Linked DNA regions of Homo sapiens: region 2 is linked to region 1. The links are chromatin contacts, found by Hi-C or POLR2A ChIA-PET in ENCODE. All regions are on one chromosome and are shown on one strand. The core of a region is the stretch at or near the end of the contact, and the rest is flanking DNA. Distances in the headings are between cores, read along the strand shown.

Region 1 (3,249 bases), core at 398-2,897:
TGCAACCCAGAGCCGTGCGCCCCACACGCAATACACCGGCAAAGGGTTAATCTAGTGGTGCCTCCAGCGCGGAAAAGAACTCAAGATCTAATACATCCTTAACGCGGGATTTTTACAAAGGCCATAGAAGTATTACCTAAAGTTAATGCCGTCACTGGCTCACATCACTCAAGAGCTGTGGAGTAAGAATTGATAGAAACCACCAGCTAAGGGGGAAAAAAAAAATCACCGAAGGGAAAGACAAATAACAACTCTCGTCCCTCCTCCTCAGCGTCAAGAAAAGGTGGGGATCGCAAAATTACCGTTAAGTTGTCCGGGTAAAGACTTTTGGGGGAGGAAAACATTAATAGTTTCACAGATTGCTTTTTTCCTTGCGACATGTTTCAAACACCGGAGAAGAAAAAAGTCTTCTAAGAAAGTGCGACTCGGAGGAAATAGCCACGAGAAGGAAATCGTTAGCTCGAAGCCCCATCTTTCATCTCACCCGTGAACACTCCTCCCCTTTGAGAAAGGACAACGCTGCGAGAGCAAATGACAAAAATCCCCAGAAAGAAGCTAAAGTCCAGCATCTTTCCTAAGAGCCCGCTACAACCTCAAAAGCCTGCCCCTGCCCCATCTTGGAAGCGCGAGCCGCGGCCAGTCCTACCTACCTAGAGACCTCACCGGGACCCAGCGCGCCGGGGGAGGGCAGCCAGGGCTTGGGAAACTCTTTCCTGGGGCACCTCACGCTTCAGCGTCAAAAGACAATATAGATAGATGGGTGCCGGGCGGTGGCGGGGGGGACTGTTGCCACGACCCACCGGAGGGACCCATGACTCCGGGTCCTGAATTTTCTGTCGACCTTAAGTTTCTTGTCACGAGATGACGGCCATCACCGGGTCGAGAAAACGGCGAGAAAAGGCGGCCCGGTTCGGAAATGGGGGAGGGGCGCGCGTCCAGTCCTCCTGTCAAGGAGCGGCCGCCTGCAGAGACCCCGCAGTGCGCCGTCCCCGGCTCCGGTCCCGGGCGGGGGGTCTTGCTGACAGATCCGCTGGGCGGCGGCTGCTCCGCCGCAGCCGGTCCGCGTCCCGCTCAAACTGCAGCTCCCCTCCCCCCACAGCCCCGTCTCTCCGCGCTCCCGCCACATTCCGCCCGCCGCCGCCCACTCGCAGACGCCCAAGTTGCCCCTAACCCTACTTCCTCGGATTTTTCGCGATTAAGTGAGAGTAGACCCCGCGCCCACTCCCTGCACCCACCACTGCCTGCGGGTCCCACCACTGCCACCTCCCGAGTCCCGCTCTGCTACTTCTTCAGGCTCTTACCGACTGCGCCAGCCTTGGCGAAGCTCCGCCGACTGCCCTTTGCTCCAAGTAATTTTTGGCGATTTTTAAAGTAATTTTTCCGGCGGAGTCATAGTGGCGCTATACTCTCGGACAGGTTATCCTGTCTCTCCCGCTAGATTGATGAGATCAGGCATCACTCGAAAATGGCGCCGAAAGCGCTGAGGCTCCTCATTCAAATTCGTTAGAGCCAACCCCGCCGCCCCAGGGAATGCCGGGAACGCGGGCTGCCTCCACAGCTGTCAATACCGCCTCTTAACCCCCCTTCTCTTGCTTTCCCGACATTTTTACGCATGCGCAAACTCCAACCCTCCCCCCTCCTCCCGCCAGGCACATGCGCAGAATCATCGTGGTGCACGGCTCTCCCTTTGCTTCTTCGGTTGCAGTCCTCTTGCTTCTTGCGCGTGCGTGTAGCGCTTTTGCAAAGCCGCGGAGGTGAAGTGAACTTAGAGGTTGTGGGGCCGAGGGGTCGTCTTATAGCTACCAGCCCACAGGCATTTAGTCTACGTTGGAGGTAAACAAATACGGGTCCTGCTTAGGAGAAAAGAAAAACGTCTTACAGCCAGTGTCTAAACTCCAAACAACGGAATGTATCAATGAGACCTTGTATATGGATACACGTGCATTTAAAACCGCCCTGCCGGCTTGTAGAGCTTTTGCCGTTCTCCAGCGCTTTACAGGGGTTATCGCACTTAAGCCTCGGAACAACTTTACCAGGTAGGAACTATTACTGTTCTCGTTTTGAAGACCAGGAAACCTAGGCTCAGAGACGTTAAGTAATTTGCCCAAGACAGCACAGGTGGCACAGAAGTGGATGAATCCACATCTGTCAGATTCAGCAGCCCTGGAGTTCTCTACCACGCTGTACGATTCAACCTGAGCCCACACAGGAGGCGTGGTCTCCTTCTTCAACGGTGTGTGTGTGTGTGCGCGCGCGCCTGCCTAGAGTTAATGATTAAGTTTGCTGAAGCCCTTCTTCCCGGTCCTAAGCTGCCTGTTGCGAAGGCGCTTTCATTGAATTCAGTTTCTCTTACCGTCTTAACTTGTTCATAAACTTTTTGAGATAGGAATGGGCAGTTTTTCTGTGTCACTTAGGATGATTTTTTTTTTTAATGGCGTGATAAGTGAACTGAATCCAGCAAAGACGAGTTTCTGTTGTGCAACACGTTGGTATACTGACAGCTACCACGTATTGACTGTGTACTGTGTGCTGGGCACTGTGCTAAATAAATGATTTACGAATTAATCGTGTTTATTGCTCACAACAGCCTTATGAAGTAGGTATTATCTTCACTTTACAGATGAGGACACCTGAGGTTCAGATTAAGAAATCTGCCCCAAAGTCTTAGAACTGGTAAGTAGAAGCACCATATCTAGGCAAACCTGTCTACCTTCAAAAAAAATGGGCACTCTGATAGGACAATTAACGATAATAAAGTTGTAATTTTTTTTTTTTTTTGAGACGGAGCCTCGCTCTGTCGCCAGGCTGGAGTGCAGTGGCGCGATCTCGGCTCACTGCAGCCTCCGCCTCCCGGGTTCAAGCAATTCTCCTGCCTCAGCCTCCCGAGTAGCTGGGACTACAGGCAAGTGCCACCACGCCCAGCTAATTTTTGTACTTTTAATAGAGACGGGGTTTCACCATGTTGGCCAGAAGGGTCTCGATCTCTTGACCTCGCGATCCGCCCGCCTCGGCCTCCCAAAGTGTTGGGATTACAGGCGTGAGCCACCGCGTGGAGCCCTATAAAGTTGTAAATATTTTAAAACCTTCATTGTGAATGTTAAATAAGAGAGTAGATATGAAAGTGCCTGAAGTACTAATAAGGAAGTGGGAGAAGGGTAGCATGGTTTGCATTATTTAAGTGTCTTGGAAAAGAAATGGATTTTAGCAATTTGAGATCAGCAAGAAGTAACGTGGCAGAGTAGTATAAAT
Region 2 (3,249 bases), core at 490-2,989, 1.3 Mb after region 1:
TTTGCTAAGAAAATTCTTTTTTTTTTTTTTTTTTTTGAGACGGAGTCTTGCTCTGTCACCCAGGCTGGAGTGCAATGGCGCGATCTCAGCTCCCTGCAACCTCCACCGCCCAGGTTCAAGCCATTCTCCTGTCTCAGCCTCCCGAGTAGCTGGGATTACAAGCGCATGCCACCACACCCGGCTAATTTTTTGTATTTTTTAATAGAGATGGGGTTTCACCGGGTTGGCCAGGCTGGTCTCGAACTCCTGAGCTCAGGCAATCCACCTGCCTTGGCCTCCCAAAGTGCTAGGATTACAGGCGTGAGCTACTGCACCCGGCCAGAAAATTATTCTTTTCTCATTAAACTGTCTTAACTCTTGTCAAAAATCGACTGACTATAAATGTATGTGTTTTGCTGCTAGACTCTCAATTCTATCTCACTGACCTATATGACTGTCCTTATGCAGTACAATACTGTTGCTTGTTTTTTTCTTTTAATCCCACACTAGAGTGTAAAGAGCAATGGACCTGAAAAAATAAAACAAACAGTCAAGTCCTAGCTCTGCCTCTTAGGTAGAAATCAGCCTTACTAAGACATTTTCCTCACCGTCACAGAATTGAGAATTACAGGAGATGTGAAATTACCTTGTAAACAATAAAAGTTAAACACTTAAGTTTACACATTTTTTAAAATAATTAAGCTCAACCTCATACATTATTTTAGTAGCCAGGAATAAAAGAAAGTAATACAGTAACAGTCCTTCACAATCTGTTTCTAAGAACAGTGCCTAGGCACATGGTAAGCCCTAAATACATATTTATTGAATGAAATTAACCATTTTCCAATTGTTTTGCATTCTCTTTATTCATTTCCTATAACTGTTAAGATTATGAGGAAACAATTTATAAATTTAAAAGCATCCTATATCAGCTTTTTCTTTAGTATATTTCCTTGAAAAAAAAAAATCAAGTAAATTTCCCTTAGGCTATTTCTAACTTTAATACTATTATCCAATATAAGCAATGAAGAAGGTTCTCCTCATATCATATTTATTAAGGAAAGGAAAATTAAGAAATTCTAGGCAACAAAGCAAGATCCTGTCTCAAAAAAAATTATTAAAGTCAAAGTGAATCCCATAAAACTTAATGCCAACCCAATTATTTATTGTTAGTTCCTATTGTTACACTCCACAGTTAAAAATGTGTATCCTTAGGAATATCCAATGTACATCCAAAAGGAATTTTTGATTAAAAAATCAAAACTTTTTTTTAGCTTCTAGTAGTTTAAGGTCAATATTTGTTCAGAGGAAAGAGCAATCACTTGACAACCTGCAATACTGAAATACTTTCTTCAACAAAGTTTTACCCCAACAAATTGCAAAGGTAAAGTCTTTCTAATTTTTTAACAACTTTATTGAGAAATTCATCCATTTTATGTGTTCAACGAGTTTTAGTAAATTTACAGAGTTGTACAACCATCACCACCATGCAGTTTTAGAACATTTCCAACATCTTAAAAAGATCCCTGTGCCCATTTGCAGTCAGTCTCCCAAACACTTCCAGGCAAGCACTAATCAACTTTATGGACATTCCATATAAATGGAATAATGCTATATGAGGTCCTTTGCATCTAGGGTAATGTTTTTCAAGTTCATCCATGTTGTAGCATGTCACAATTCATTCCTTTTTATTGCTAAATAGCACTCCAAGTTTCTTAATTTTATGTCTGGTATAGTTCAACCTACAATCATGTCCTCTTTTATGAGGAAGTGAAAACAGATGAGGTGCCAAAAAAACCTGCTCTTTGTATAGTCCACGCTACTTCTTTCTAAAATGCAAATCTAATAACTTTCTCCTCTACTAAAATCTCTTCAATCCATAAGGTTCCCATCTGTAAGGTTCAATCTATAAGGTTTTCATCAATCTGTAAGACAAAGTCGAAACTCCTTGGCAGAGAATATAGGACGTGCCATGCCAATCTATCTAGTCTCATTTCCTGCTGCTGTTTTTCTTGAACACTTTGCCAGCTATCAATACTGAGGTACATACAGTTCTCCCAAACTCTCTTCAGTGACCTTTATGTCTTTGCATACATCTACTTCACAAACTTGAATTAACCTTTCAAAATCCAACTCAAGACATTTCCTAGAGCCAGCTCCGGCCTCACTTTCTCAACTGTACCATCTTATTAGCTTGTGCTTTAATAATTTTACATCTTACACTATGCCATAACTGTACCTCTCATATCAAACTCATGAGCCAGTACCTAACCCTGCATCTGAACTTCACTACTGTTCAATAAGCATCTGTTCACTTTAACTGAATACTCTCTACTAGTGGTGTTCTACCCACTTCATAAAGGAAAAATCAATTCCATAAAGTCCACTCTCTAAAACTAATGTGAAAAGGATCTAACAGAAGTAGTACAATACAACTCCAAGGTCTAGAACAGTAGTCTACAAAACAGGGTATACACCAGCGATCAGCAAACTATAGCCCACCAACCAAATCCAGCCCAGAGCCTATTTTTTGTAAATAAAATTTTATTGAACACGGCCACTCTCACTCATTTAACATACTGTCTATGGCTGCTTTTGCCCTCCAACAGTGGAATAGTTCCAGTACACACTATACAGGCTGAAAAACCTAAAATGTTCACTATCTGGCCCTTCAAAGAAAATGTTTGCTGACCCCTAGTATAAATCATGATCCATGTTATTCAAGAAGCAAAGATCAGAATTTCCTTTGTATAAATTTTTTCCTCTCATCTTTTTAAAGTTCTATTTTAATATATGTTTTTAACATAATAATATTAATGCAGTAGTCACATATATAATTTCTAAATTTAAAAATGTGCATACACTGGGAATGGTACATACTTAATTTTTTTTTTTTTTTACTAATATAGGTGGTTCATTTAAAAAAAAAAAGTTAAGTCTTAGGACAAGCTTTAGCATTTAAATTTAGTAATCAACGTTATTAGCAATCAATGTTATTACATGAATAACTGAGTTCTGTGAGTGCTTCAAATCACAGAGAAAGAGGCCCAGAATTAAACTTTTTCCAAAATACTCAAAACATCTCTGGAGAATCTTTTTCTGGTGCTAAAAATGTCATTGAAATGATGCAGGTAGTACTAATATTCTTCAACAGAATGCAATAAAATACGAGCTACATAAATCCAAACTTGGTTCAAAGGTAGCTATGTTTTTTTAAAAAAGGTTATTATAACAGACAAAGCAAATGCAAACTTATCCTTCCAAACCCTG

Evidence for each region. Hi-C counts contacts between places; a loop is a spot of excess contacts on that map. ChIA-PET counts read pairs that join two places held with the same protein, here RNA polymerase II (POLR2A). Pooled maps may share reads with other maps.
Region 2: a loop to region 1 is called in a pooled map, with 2.8 times the contacts of the local background. The contact joins the enhancer-like site here to the promoter of DLEU1 in region 1. A Hi-C loop is called at or near these places in 1 of 50 pooled maps. POLR2A ChIA-PET finds 5 or more read pairs at or near these places in 2 of 52 experiments (OCI-LY7 and activated naive CD4-positive, alpha-beta T cell).

The regions. Positions count from the first base shown.
Region 1 is chr13:50,080,522-50,083,770 of GRCh38, forward strand. DLEU1 (deleted in lymphocytic leukemia 1) reads left to right here and starts at 1,648. Exons shown (of 7, transcript NR_109974.1): 1 at 1,648-2,036; 2 at 2,621-2,673. All of the region lies in intron 1 of DLEU2 (deleted in lymphocytic leukemia 2), which reads right to left. RefSeq lists enhancers at 100-159, 1,777-2,572 and silencers at 792-1,086, 950-1,169, 1,570-1,619.
Region 2 is chr13:51,417,437-51,420,685 of GRCh38, forward strand. The region is part of intron 4 of INTS6 (integrator complex subunit 6); the gene reads right to left. Among named protein-coding and RNA genes, the nearest start is that of INTS6, 34 kb to the right of the region's middle. Within about 2 kb of position 1,740, at least 3 of the 41 ENCODE cell types and tissues checked have a DNase peak (open chromatin) inside an H3K27ac peak, as active enhancers do; they include OCI-LY7, where a contact is called at or near this core.